Regions from separate parts of the Homo sapiens genome. Here region 1 is linked to region 2. A link is a loop called in an ENCODE intact Hi-C map of the cell type or tissue named here. Cell type or tissue: mammary epithelial cell. All regions are shown on one strand. Each heading gives the region's core, and the rest is flanking DNA. Links, peaks and the distances in the headings are about the cores only.

Evidence for each region. Peaks named below come from ENCODE experiments on the same cell type or tissue, not always from the same donor. Only the 100,000 strongest peaks of a DNase experiment are listed, where the experiment ranks them.
Region 1: a loop joins it to region 2, with 9 times the contacts of the local background. A loop is called at or near these places in 3 of 110 quality-filtered maps.

What each region holds. Positions count from the first base shown.
Region 1 is chr20:63,568,463-63,576,822 of GRCh38, reverse strand. It overlaps HELZ2 (helicase with zinc finger 2), which reads left to right and starts at 2,584. Exons shown (of 20, transcript NM_001037335.2): 1 at 2,584-2,639; 2 at 3,602-4,715; 3 at 5,955-6,138; 4 at 6,212-6,319; 5 at 7,158-7,675; 6 at 7,824-8,360. The coding sequence starts at 4,438. RefSeq lists silencers at 965-1,150, 2,260-2,539, 3,180-3,239, 5,250-5,606 and enhancers at 1,748-2,475, 8,246-8,295, 8,316-8,360. In mammary epithelial cell, for the core only: no CTCF peak of the experiment used is centred there; no DNase peak of the experiment used is centred there; H3K4me3 peaks cover 1,415 bases; H3K27ac peaks cover 564 bases.
Region 2 is chr20:63,440,025-63,445,240 of GRCh38, reverse strand. It overlaps KCNQ2 (potassium voltage-gated channel subfamily Q member 2), which reads left to right. Exons shown (of 17, transcript NM_172107.4): 3 at 1-3; 4 at 407-582; 5 at 2,710-2,835. Among named protein-coding and RNA genes, the nearest start is that of KCNQ2-AS1, 5.8 kb to the left of the region's middle. In mammary epithelial cell, for the core only: a CTCF peak has its summit at 2,935 (motif pointing left); no DNase peak of the experiment used is centred there; H3K27me3 peaks cover 120 bases.

The DNA of each region.
Region 1 (8,360 bases), core at 1,406-6,405, 130 kb before region 2:
AATTTATCACTGTTGTGCTGGTAGATGTTTAATTCGTTCTCTAAGAAGAAAAAAACAGTGCTTCAGGAGACAGGTTTTGTGGATTTCTGGGGTGTATGCTTGCCCCTCACGGCATGTGTGAAGCCACCAGCCCTGTCCTTGAGCCTGGCTGGGGGCGAGTGGCGCAGGGCTGGATTTCACCTAGAAAGGCCTTTCACATCCCAAGAGTCCTGAGAATCAGACACTTTCAGCCCTGGTTTCTCCTAGTGCCTCTGTGGTTGGCTTTTCCTTCCGTGAGAGTGTTTGATTATTTCATATGGTGTAAGATGCTACGCAGAGACCGTCCCTCCCATTTTTGTTTCCAGATGCTGCTAATCAGTTGTTCTAATAATTTGTGGAATGCATCAATGAATTGTTTTTCCCTGAGGTGTGAGAGCCAAGCTTTCTTTTCTTTTCTTTTCTTTCTTTTTTTTTTTTTTTGAGACAGAGTCTCGTTCCGTCTCCCAGGCTGGAGTGCAATGGTGTGATCTCAGCTTACTGCAACCTCCGCCTCGCCCCCCCCGACCCCAGGTTCAAGGGATTCTCCTGCCTCAGCCTCCTGAGTAGCTGGGACTACAGGCACCTGCCACCACGCCCAGCTATTTTTTTTTTTTTTTTTTGTATTTTTAGAAGAGATGGGGTTTCACTATGTTGGCCAGGCTGGTCTCGAACTCCTGACCTCAGGTGATCTGCCCACCTTGGCCTCCCAAAGTGCTGGGATTACAGGCGTGAGCCAGTGCGCCTGGCCGAGAGCCAATCTTTCATCCCACCCCAGACTCCTGAGTGTGACTCTATTTCTGGACTCTCTGTTCTGCCTTGGAACTGTGTGTCCACACCGGGTTCAGTGGCTTTGCAGTGTGTTATGTGTTTAGTAAGTCATGCCAGCACCCGCTGGGAATCCTTTTTAGTCATCATCCTGGGCTGGGTGTTGGGATTCAAGCCTGTAATCTAATCCCGGCACTCAAGGAGGCCGAGGTGGGGGGTTTGCTTGAGCCCAGGAGTTCAAGAGCAGCCTGGGCAACATTGAGAAACCCCATCTCTGAAAAACATAGAAAAAACTCCAAAATAGTTAACTGTGGTGGTGTGCACCTGTACTGTGGTGGTGTGTGCCTGTAGTCCCAGCGACTCAGGAGGCTGAGGGGGGAAGACTGTCTGAGCCAGAGGTCGAGGCTGCAGTGAACTGTGATTGCATCACTGCACTCCCGCCGGGGCAATGGAAGGAGACTCAGTCTCAAAAAAAAAAAAAGCCCTGTCCAGCCTTTCTTGGTGATGTGATGCTTTTCCAAATGGACTTGAAAGTCAGTGTGTCCACCATGCGACTGCAGGTTAGTTTAGGAGGAACTCACGTCTTTGTGTGGTGTTGAGCCTCTCCATCCAGGAACACAGCGTTCCACACAAATTCTCCCAGCGTTCCACGCACATGGACCCTGCTCAGCGCCCGGCCCCTGGGGCTGCTATTGTCGAGGGCCTGCCCTCTCCCAGGAGCTCCAACGTGATTGGTCTGCGGAGAGGCTCCCTGGTGGTTGACGGCCCACCCAGCCGACCTCCCGAGGTCGCTGTGAGCCCCCAGCCTGGCCCTCCCCACGAGGTGCTGGCCTTGGGTGGCAGCCTTGCTTCCTTGTTTCAGGGGCAGCATCACTGTCCGTTATCTACTGCTGCAGAACAGATCGCCCCAAAGCTCAGGGGCTTAAAACAACACAGATGTTTATTTTATTTATTTATTTGTTTTGAGATGGAGTCTTGCTCTGTTGCCCAGGCTGGAGTGCAGTGGCGCAATCTTGGCGCACTGCAACCTCCACTTCCTTGGTTCAAGCAATGCTTCTGCCTCAGCCTCCCGAGTAACTGGGACTACAGGCGCCCGCCCCCACCCCTGGCTAATGGGACGTTTATTTTAAACATAGACATCTAACAGCTGGGCGTGGTCTAGGTGGGAGGGTTAGGCCTGGGGTCTCCCTGAGATGGCAGTAAGGCTGGGGCTGGGACTCGAGCTGCAAGTGGGCTGGAGGCCTCAGCTCCTCTATGGGGCCTCCCCACAGGGCTGCTGAGGGCCCAGAGCCAGTCCAGAGAGCCAAGAGCCAGGCGTGCTGACTCTGGGACCCGGCGGCCACTTAGCCATTCCTGCCATATCCTGGTTGGTGACAGAAGGGACTTGGGGTCCCAGCAGCACCAGGGCCACGGGCAGGTCCTGCCTGTCAGGGGACCCAGGCTTCCAGGTCAGCTGTGCCTGGATTTCTCCAGGGGCTGATGGTGGAGTCACCAGACCATCCTGCCGTCCAGGGCCGGGCAGGGTCTCACCCCTTCCGCCTGGCACATCATCGGGGCGTCTCTGGTGTGTGAAGGGCTGGACGGGGCGTGGGGCCCTGGAGGGGTGCGGGAAAGGACCCCCACCCCCAGCCGCCTCCGCCTTCGACGGCGCTGGCCCTTCAGGGAGGGGCGTCCTCTGCTCGCTGGCGCTTCCCGAGGTTCCCTCGCAGCGGGGGCCGAGCTGTCGCTGGAGGCGGGGCAGGGCGGGGCGGGGCGGGGGGCGGTGAGGTAATTTCCGCGATCAGCGTCAGTGCCCGGGCCAGAATCGAAACTGAGAGCTCCTGGGCAGGCTCGGCAGGGCAGGCAGCTCCAGGAGGGTGAGCGCGGGGGTCCCAGGGCGGAGGGGCGGGGGCGCGGGGGTCCAGGGGCGGCTCCAGGAGGGTGAGCGCGGGGGTCCCAGGGTGGCGGGGCCGGGGGCGGAGGGGGGGGTCCGGGAGGGTGAGTGCAGCCGGGGGCGCGGAGTCCCGGGAGCCACAGACCCAGCCCGGGGCAGTGCAGCCCGTCCAGGACCAGCACCCTCCGCAGCAAGACCCAGCGCTGTGGTCTCTGCACCCACTGGAGCGCAGGATTTTGGGGTCTCGGCTCCCGTCCTTTCTGGATGGCAGACTCGGATGTTTTCTCAGAGGGGTCCGCGGGGAGTGCCGGGTTCTCATACTGAAGTCTGCCTCCAGTCTGTTGCTTTTAAACTTACTCTTCTTGTAGCATCCCAGCTGCGGTGGGGACCCGGGGACCCATCTCTTCCTGGCACCCTGAGCTCTGGTGGGCACTGTACCCTCCTCTCCGTGAGGCCCCTCCCCAGGTGCAGATGTGGAGTCCTCTTTTCCTGGGGGCCAGTGGTCATTCAATAGAAAAGGAGGTGCTGTGTCCTTAGAAGAGTCAGGAGCCTGAGGCCCTGGGGTGCACAGGACCCCTGGCTGGGGCAGAGGGGTGCGGCCTCCTGGGGGCGGCACTGTGCCAAGGGCTCTGCCCCCTCCAGGGCTCCACAAGCAGTCACCTTGGCTCCTTCTAGGTGGGGCCTGAGACCCTTCAGGAGGGAGGGTCTGGCTGTGTCCGGGTCAGTGAGCCCTGTACTCCCTGACAGGACACAGCTACTGCCAAGGCCTCCACTTGGGCGTCAGGGTGGGGAGAGTCCCAACTCCTTGCTTGGTGGAGAGGCCTCTGCTTGGGCATCAGGATAGGCAGATCCCCAGCTCCTTGCCTGGTGGAGAGGCCGTGCTTCTGAGCTGGGCCTGGACCAGATGTCCTCTGGCCTCAGTCTCACCTGCTCCTTCTGTCGCAGGCTTCGAACCGTGGCCAACAGTTCCAGTGGACTGCGTGGACCCGTGAGCTCAGGAGCCTCAGACGCCTCCCTGGAGAGCCAAGCTGGTGTTCGAGGTGGCGCCTCCAGGGTCCACCCTGCTGCCCAACAGCCCCGCGGCCACCAGAGGGCCGTCCCTGGCCCGGCTGTGTGCCCTGGTGGACCTGTGTCTGGGCTGCTCCCGCTGCACCCAGCGGCTCAATGAAAGCACCTACGTCCTCCGTAGGGTGGAGCATGACTGCTCCCGCGAGATCCTGCTGGCCCGCTTTAAGCAGGCCACCAAGAGCAAGGTCTGGCGCGTGGTGGGCTGCCGGCCCACCTTCCCAAGGCCCCTGTGCTACCAAGTCTGCCACTACTACAGCCCTGGGCTCGGCTGCCGGCGCCACCGAAACCGGTGCACCTTTGCCCGCAGTCGCGAGGAGGCCCTGGTCTGGACCTTCGAGCGTCAGCACAACCTCCAGCGCCTATGGCTGAAGGCGGAGGTGCAGGGCAGCGGGGCCCAGGGAGGGGCAGGCCGGGCGGCCGACGCCATCCTTACGGAGTTTGGCGGCCGCTTCGAGCTGCTTTGCTCCCTCTGCTTCAGGCGCTGTCCCCCATGCATCTGTCGCGTGGACCCCCAGGGGCAGTGCCCTGAGCACGGAGCCTGCCCCTCCCTCCTGGCCCACGTGAGCGCCGAGGGCCGCCGCAAGCAACAGTTTGTGGTGGTGAGGCCGCGGCCCCGGGCCGGCCAGCCTCCTGCCTACTGCAGGTTTGTGGGGCGTGGGCAGCCGTGCTGGCGTGGGGAGTCCCGCTGCCAGTTTGCACACAGCGCCGTGGAGATGGCTGTGTGGGAGGCCGAGCAGCTGGGTGGCCTCCAGCGGGGGGACCTGCTCACACCCCCTGCCCCTGATGGCGACGGGCGCACGGCCCCCCTTGGCCAGCCCCCTGGGGCCCAGCTGTACTGCCCGGCCTGCTTGGTCACCTGCCACTCTCAGGAGGCCTTCGAGAACCACTGCGCATCCTCGGAGCACGCACAGATGGTGGCCTTCGACCAGGCCCTGCCCTGGGAGCACCGTTCCCCACCCCCGGGACTCTCCAAGTTCGAGCTCTGCCCAAAGTAAGGATACTCGAGGCAGGAGCTTGGAGTAGGGCAGGAGCCCACCATAGGCAGAACCAGAGGTTCCCAGGAGCTTGGAGTGGGGCAGGAGCCCACCACAGGCAGAGCCAGAGGCTCCCAGGAGCTTGGAGTAGGGCAGGAGCCCACCGTAGGCAGAGCCAGAGGCTCCCAGGAGCTTGGAGTAGCGCAGGAGCCCACCACAGGCAGAGCCAGAGGCTCCCAGGAGCTTGGAGCAGGGCAGGAGCCCACCGTAGGCAGAGCCAGAGGTTCCCAGGAGCTTGGAGTGGGGCAGGAGCCCACCGTAGGCAGAGCCAGAGGCTCCCAGGAGCTTGGAGCGGGGCAGGAGCCCACCACAGGCAGAGCCAGAGGCTCCCAGGAGCTTGGAGCGGGGCAGGAGCCCACCGTAGGCAGAGCCAGAGGTTCCCAGGAGCTTGGAGCGGGGCAGGAGCCCACTGTAGGCAGAGCCAGAGACTCCCAGGAGCTTGGAGCGGGGCAGGAGCCCACCACAGGCAGAGCCAGAGGCTCCCAGGAGCTTGGAGCAGGGCAGGAGCCCACCGTAGGCAGAGCCAGAGGTTCCCAGGAGCTTGGAGCAGGGCAGGAGCCCACCACAGGCAGAGCCAGAGGCTCCCAGGAGCTTGGAGCAGGGCAGGAGCCCACCGTAGGCAGAGCCAGAGGTTCCCAGGAGCTTGGAGCGGGGCAGGAGCCCACCGTAGGCAGAGCCAGAGGTTCCCAGGAGCTTGGAGCGGGGCAGGAGCCCACCACAGGCAGAGCCAGAGGCTCCCAGGAGCTTGGAGCGGGGCAGGAGCCCACCACAGGCAGAGCCAGAGGTTCCCAGGAGCTTGGAGCGGGGCAGGAGCCCACCACAGGCAGAGCCAGAGGCTCCCAGGAGCTTGGAGCGGGGCAGGAGCCCACCGTAGGCAGAGCCAGAGGTTCCCAGGAGCTTGGAGCGGGGCAGGAGCCCACCGTAGGCAGAGCCAGAGGCTCCCAGGTTCAGTGGACGGGGGCCTCCCTGCCACCTGCTGAGGGCTAAAGCCATGTGGCCTCTGAGGACCCGGATAAGGGAGGTTCATGTTTGGGAACTGCTTGAGCCAGGCCTTGTCCCGGGAGCACAGGAGTGGGTGGGACGAATAAAGCCCCTGCTCCCTACAGAGGCCAGTATTGGGCTGAGGGGTCCCGGCCTTTGAACTCAGCACGGCGGCTGTGCCTCTGTGTAGCCCTGCTGACCTCCCTGTCCCCCAGGCCTGACCTCTGTGAGTATGGGGACGCCTGCACCAAGGCACACTCAGCACAGGAGCTGCAGGAGTGGGTCCGGCGCACGCAGGCTGTGGAGCTGCGGGGGCAGGCGGCCTGGCAGGACGGGCTGGTGCCCTACCAGGAGCGGCTGCTGGCCGAGTACCAGCGCAGCAGCAGTGAGGTCCTTGTGGTAAGTGGGCCCTGGGAGTGGGTGGGGTGGGGTGGGGTCCAGGCCTCTTGCTGAAGGCTAGACTTCCACGCAGCTGGCAGAGACCCTTGATGGAGTGCGTGTCACCTGCAACCAGCCCCTGATGTACCAGGCCCAGGAGAGGAAGACCCAGTACAGCTGGACGTTTGCCGTCCACTCTGAGGTGAGCGGAGAACAGCTCCGACTGGGCGGAGGGAGCCCTGGGGAAGTGGTGACTTCAGCCCGGGCAGACGTCAACAGCCTGGGTCATGGAGCTAATACCGAGGCACTGCCGCTCAGCACCTGCGTGACCTGCAGCAGGTCCCTTAGCCTCTCTGCCTCAGTCTCCTCACCTAGAGACAGGGGGCCAGGACAGTCCCACCTTGGCAGGGTTATTCTATGGAGTATATGGGTTAAAACAAGGATTTGGCCAGGTGCGGTGGTTCACGCCTGTAATCCCAGCACTTTGGGAGACCGAGGCAGGTGGATCACCTGAGGTCGGGAGTTCGAGATCAGCCTGGCCAATAGGGTGAAACTCCGTCTCTACTGAAAAAAAAAAAAAAAAAAAAAAATTAGCCAGGCATGGTGGTGGGTGCCTGTGATCCCATCTACTCGGGAGGCTGAGGCAGGAAAATCACTTGAACCCAGGAGGCGGAGGTTGTAGTGAGTTGAGATCGCGCCATTGCACTCCAGCCTGGCGACAAGAGTGAAACTCCGTCTCAAAAACCAAAACAAAAACAAGGATTCACCAGGGTCTGGCACCTGGAGAGTGGGTGGTGAGGCCTCAAGCTGCCCACACTGCCCCACGGGACATCCACAGGGGCCCCAGGAGGGTTCAGCCACCCCCATGTAGCACAGGAAGAAACTGAGGATGGCAGAGGCCGGGTGGCCTGCTTGCGTTCTATCCAGGAAGTGGCAGGGCCAGGACCTGAACCCTGCACTTGGGCTACGCTGGCCAGGCTGCCTCTCGGGAGGGTTGGGGGGAGCCCTGGGCCCCCCTCACCGTCTGGCCTCCTCTCCAGGAGCCCCTGCTACACGTGGCCCTGCTGAAGCAGGAGCCAGGAGCCGACTTCTCTCTGGTGGCTCCCGGCCTCCCGCCAGGCCGGCTCTACGCACGGGGTGAGCGCTTCCGTGTGCCCAGCTCCACTGCCGACTTCCAGGTGGGAGTGCGTGTGCAGGCTGCCTCGTTCGGCACCTTTGAGCAATGGGTGGTCTTCGACTTTGGCCGCCGGCCGGTGCTGCTACAAAAGCTGGGGCTGCAGCTGGGCCAGGGGCGTCGCCCAGGACCCTGCAGGAATCTGGCGCTCGGCCACCCTGAGGAGATGGAGCGCTGGCACACTGGCAACCGCCACGTGGTGCCTGGCGTGGAGCGGACGGCCGAGCAGACGGCCCTGATGGCCAAGTACAAGGGCCCTGCCCTGGCCCTGGAGTTCAACCGCAGCAGCGTGGCCTCGGGCCCCATCTCACCAACCAACTATCGGCAGAGGATGCACCAGTTTCTCTATGAGGAGGAGGCGGCTCAGCAGCAGCTGGTGGCCAAGTGAGCTGGGGGCAACAGGAGCAGCTGGGGTAGCAGGAGCAGCTGGGGCAATGGGAGCGGCTGGGGCAACGGGAGCGGATGGGGGCGTGGACTTGGCAGCGGGGCTGGCAGCTGTGGCCCCATGAGCTGACCCAGGCCATCCTGCCAGGCTGACCCTGCGGGGCCAGGTGTTCCTGAAGACGGCATTGCAGACGCCAGCGCTGAACATGCTCTTCGCGCCTCCGGGAGCACTGTACGCAGAGGTCCCCGTCCCCTCCTCCCTGATGCCAGACACAGACCAGGGCTTCCTGCTGGGCCGGGCGGTCAGCACAGCCCTGGTGGCCCCTGTACCTGCACCCGACAATACGGTGTTCGAGGTGCGGCTGGAGAGGCGGGCCAGCTCAGAGCAGGCGCTGTGGCTGCTGCTTCCGGCCCGCTGCTGCTTGGCCCTGGGGCTGCAGCCTGAGGCCCGCCTGGTCCTGGAGGTGCAGTTCCAGATTGACCCGATGACCTTCCGCCTCTGGCACCAGGCAGTGGACACACTGCCTGAGGAGCAGCTGGTGGTGCCCGACTTGCCCACCTGCGCCCTGCCCAGACCTTGGTCTGTCCCACCCTTGCGGCGTGGCAACCGCAAGCAGGAGCTGGCCGTGGCGCTCATCGCGGGCTGGGGCCCTGGGGATGGGAGGCGTGTCCCCCCGCTACTCAT
Region 2 (5,216 bases), core at 1-5,000:
TTGGTGAGGCCTGGTGGGGGTGGTATTGCTAGAATCAGGGCCAGGCACCCAGGGACGGACTCAGCCCTGGGGGGAGCTGGGGCGTCTGCGTGGGCCAGAGAGGCTGGGCAGGACTGGCTCCTTCTGGAAGTTTCTTTTCACCTGCTGACTTGGAGTCAGAGGCTGTGGTTAACTCTGCCTAAATGTCAGGAAGAGGAATGTGGCGCTGGGCTGCCCATCCTGGGCCCCACAGGCAGGGTGGACGATAGTAATGTCCTTCCTGGGGCCTGACAGAGCCCACACCAGGCGCTGGGCATACACCTTCCCGCCCCTCTGCACATCCTCCTGGAACGCGGGGTGGGGAGTTTTCTCCAAGGGGGTGCGGGGAGCGGCCCAGCAGCTCACCAGCTCCACGCCCGCTTTGTAGACATCATGGTGCTCATCGCCTCCATTGCGGTGCTGGCCGCCGGCTCCCAGGGCAACGTCTTTGCCACATCTGCGCTCCGGAGCCTGCGCTTCCTGCAGATTCTGCGGATGATCCGCATGGACCGGCGGGGAGGCACCTGGAAGCTGCTGGGCTCTGTGGTCTATGCCCACAGCAAGGTGAGTCACGGCCCCAAGGCTGGCGGTGGGCGCCCCCAGCCAGCGAGAGTCCTGGCCCAGACCGGGCCCCACCCCTGCCTGGGGTTTGCTTCAAGAGCCCTGGGTGGAGGGATGGAGTCAGTGGTGGCTCTGGCTGGAGCCCATCAGGTGTGAACGAGCCTCCCTCCCCTTTCTTCTCGGTGCTTCTTCTCGTGACTTGGGCCATCTTTGTCATCTGTCTCCAGAAAGCTGCTTTTTCGAAAGGCCAGGCCAGGCCATTTTGGCCCCTGCCACCCCCACCTTCCTGCCGCGAACCCTTGGCTCTGTGGTTGGGTGTCTTCTTTCCTGGGTTTTTAGTGCCTGGATCAATACAAAGTGCTAGTCACCTGCCTGGTGGTTGTTTAAGCTGCGGCTTGCGGCGGCCGCTGTCCGGGGGACCCAGAGGGTGGCTGTGGCCACACATGCTGAGTTCCAGGGGCCCCAGGCCCCCCAGTGACCGAGACCCCATCCTGCCAGACTGTGCTGTCCCTCCACCTTGCTCACGGGTGGGCTCATTTGCTCAAATGGCCCCCTCCCCATTTTCTTCCCTCTTGAGCCCTGGCAGGGTGGTGGCTTTGTCTGCAGAATGGGCAGGGGTCAGCCCCCGGTGGCCCCTCTCCCTCCCTGGACGCTGTGGGGGTTGAGTGCTGACTGCAGTGGGCACCCTTTTCACATCTGTGCCCGGAGGCTCAGGGAGGTTGGGGGAGGGTCTCAACAGTCCCAAGATTCTCCAGCCCTGCTGGCCGCCAGAATAGACGCTACTGACCCTGGAGGGCACGGTGGGCTGGCCGTGCGAGCCACTGTTGCCCAGGCCAGGAGGCTCAGGGGAATGGGCTGCCGTAGCTAAGATGGTGAAGCCAGCGGCGCCTCCTGGTTCCCCTGTGCCAGCCCTGCCACCGACCCTGGCGTGGAGCCTCTGCTGGCCTCAGGAGACGGGTCCATCCAGCCCCTATATCCCTGGAGACAGAGCCCAAAGTGGGCTGACTGGCGAGGCTGCAGTGCTCCTGGAGGCAGGTGGCGGGTGGTGATGGTGGTGAGGGTGATGGTGGTGATGGTGGTAGTGATGGTGGTGGTGGTGGTGATGGTCATGATGGTCATGGTGGTGGTGGTGGTGATGGTGATGGTGGTGATCGTGGTGGTGGTGATGGTGATGGTGGTGGTGATGATGGTGGTGATGGTGGTGATGGTGATGGTGGTGGTGATGGTGATGGTGATGATGGTGGTGATGGTGATGGTGGTGATGGTGATGGTGGTGGTGATGATGGTGGTGATGATGGTGATGGTGGTGGTGGTGGTGATGGTGGTGATGGTGATGGTGGTGGTGGTGATGATGGTGATGGTGGTGGTGATGATGGTGATGGTGATGGTGGTGATGATGGTGGCGATGGTGATGTGATGGTGGTGATGGTGATGGTGGTGATCATGGTGGTGGTGGTGATGGTGGTGGTGGTGGTGATGGTGATGGTGATGTGATGGTGGTGGCGCCGGTGATGGTGGTGGTGATGATGGTGGTGGTGGTGATAGTGGTGGTGGTGATGGTGATGGTGGTGATAATGGTGGTGGTGGTGATAATGGTGATGGTGATGCTGATGATGGTGATGGTGGTGGTGATGTGATGGTGGTGGTGATGGTGATGGTGGTGATGGTGATGGTAATGGTGGTGATGGTGGTGGTGGTGGTGATGGTGATGATGGTGATGGTGGTGGTGATGGTGATGGTGGTGATGGTGATGGTGGTGGTGATGGTGGTGATGGTGGTGGTGATAATGGTGATGGTGATGGTGGTGGTGATGGTGATGGTGGTGGTGGTGATGGTGATGGTGATGGTGGTGGTAATGGTGGTGGTAATGGTGATGGTGGTGGTGGTGATGGTGATGGTGGTGATGGTGATGGTGGTGATGGTGGAGGTGGTGATGATGGTGGTGGTGGTGGTGATGGTGATGGTGGTGATGGTGATGGTGGTGGTGGTGGTGGTGGTGATGGTGGTGGTGATGGTTTTGGTGGTGGTGATGGTGGTCATGGTGTTGATGTGATGGTGGTGGTGTTGGTGGTGGTGATGGTGATGCTTCTGGTGATGGTGGTCATGATGGTGGTGCCGTCTGCCTCTCAGGAGCTGGTCACTGCCTGGTACATCGGCTTCCTTTGTCTCATCCTGGCCTCGTTCCTGGTGTACTTGGCAGAGAAGGGGGAGAACGACCACTTTGACACCTACGCGGATGCACTCTGGTGGGGCCTGGTGAGTTGTGGTCATTGTGGTTTTCCCTTTCCCTGCTGATACACCCCTGTCCCTGTGCTGGGACCAGGCTCTCACTGGCTGAGCCTGCTCCATACATCTCTTTGGGGCCACCTGCTGGCTGCCCGTGGTCATGATGGCTTGTGGTCGAGGCGGGGTGGTGGTTGCCAAGCTGGCGGGGGAGTGGGTGGGGAGGGCTGGGCCCCAGAGAGCCTGAGCTCAGCCGTGGTGGGCATCTTCCTTCCTCCTGAGCTCAGCCGTGGTGGGCATCTTCCTTCCTCCTGAGTGACCCTCCACCTGCTCCGTGTCCCGATTATTGGGGGAAAGGGGAGAAGAGGCATCCCTAGGAGATCTGTCCTGGGCAGCCCTGAGTTTTTGGAGACTAGGTGGCTCTGCAGGCCCCACTCTGATCAGGTCTGAACAGATCTGGCCCCTGGGCTCCTCCTCACCTGGGGCCACAGACACCCTCAGGCTGCTGGTGCACAGGGGCAGGGTCTGTGCTCTCCTGGGAGGCTGAGACCAGACCCCGGGCCTAGCCCCGCACATGCCGGCTGAGTGGGCTCAGCCCTGCGGGGAAGGCATGGGCAGCTCCACCTGGTGCCTAAGCCGGATGCAGCTGATCCGAAGTTATTTTATTAATTTCATGAGACCTGGACACTGTCTTCCCAGTCGGGGCTTGGGTGGGGGTTGAGAGCTGAGCGTGCCCCGGGGCCCAGGCTGTGGACCATACAGATGACCTGGACTCACTGAGCCATCTTGTGTGGTTCAGGCCCCACCACAGGGTCAGGGTGGGGCCCGGGGCGTCCTGAGCTGTGACTGCTGGGCCCTAGGACTTTTGATGGGGACAAGCCCATCCCCCAGGTCTTTTGTGGGCAACAGCCTTCTTATCTTTACGATTGGGTGTTTTTTCAGAGTAATGCTTGTGTATATTTTTAAATGTCAGAGAGTTACTAAGCCTTATGGTGAGAATAGAGCCCCACTCTGTGGCCGCGGTGCCCTCCCCTCTGGGTCCCTCTGCAGCGGATGCGGCTGCTTCTGTGTTTTTCTTTGGGGTTTACCTGATTAGTCTTAAATAGCAAATAGGGATGCTGGTATTTCCTGATTCAAACGCGCTGACTGTGTACCTCCTACTGGGATGAGATCTACCCCCAGTTTCCCTTTCTTGCAGCCTTTGGGGGTTTTCAGCAGTGTGGGGGGAACCCCGCCCTCACCTCCCCCGCAGGCCAGGCCCCATCTGCCAGGCCTCCGGCTTCCTTTTCCTTGAATACAAAAAATTAGCCGGGTGTGGTGGCGGGCGCCTGTAGTCCCAGCTACTCGGGAGGCTGAGGCAGGAGAATGGCGTGAACCTGGGAGGCGGAGCTTGCAGTGAGCCGGGATCACGCCACTGCACTCCAGCCTGGGGGACAGAGCGAGACTCTGTCTCAAAACAAACAAACAAACAAACAAAAAACCACGCCTCCTTTGGTAACGAAATTGTGTAGAGGGCTGAGGCCCTGGCTTAGTCTCCCCAGGAGAGGTTTCTTGGTCAGGCCTCGCCCAGCCTCCCGCCCACTCTGTGTGGCAGCCTCCTTCCCAGAGTCTCCTGTGCGCTCCGCGTGGTGGTGGCAGCCAAGGCCCCCAGGTGCTGGCGCTGCTTTGCACCAGGCCACAGCTTCCTGTCGGTGTGGAGCAGGTGCGGCCCAGCCGGCCCACCCTGTCCTCAGACCACACAGCAGCGTCCTCGGAACCCAGGGTAAACTCCCCAAGGTGGGGCTGCAGGTCCTGGTGAGAGGTCTCCCCTTCCCGGCCCTGCTGTCTGCGCTCAGGCCTCGATCCCTCTGTCTGTTTATCTAAGACTCTGCCCTCACAGGGCCTGTCCTGGGCCCACCTTCTGGTCCTAGCCAGAGTGGCCTCCGTGCGGCTGTCCTGAGCCCGTGGCTTGTGGTGCGTGCGGTTCTGGCAGGCGGGGGTGGGCTGCGGCCCCAACATGTCCAGCACTGAGTGCAGGGTGCCTGCCCCTGCCTTCCTCGGCCCCGGCACAGGCATCTCTTGTCGGAGCTGCTTGGAGACGTGTCCGTCCTTCGCTTCCCCTCATCCAGGCCCCGAGTCGGGTGCTCCTGGGCTCACCGGGACCCTTGGGGAGGTCCAACCTGGCCTGACCTCCCCCTTGCCCACCACCCCTAGAGAAACTAAGCACAACCCCTGGGGTCCCTGCTCCAGGAGCAGCCCACCCCGCCATGGCTCGGTGGAGACCACTCCCCCGCCTCTTGTGGTGGCCTCCTCCTGCCCACCCCTCTCCTCTGGCCTCAGCTCAGCTCAGGCTCAGCGAGCCCCCTGCACGCCCTGCCCGTTCCTCTGGGTCCCTCTGGGCACTCCCTTCTCCCCAGCTGCACTCTTCACCTGGC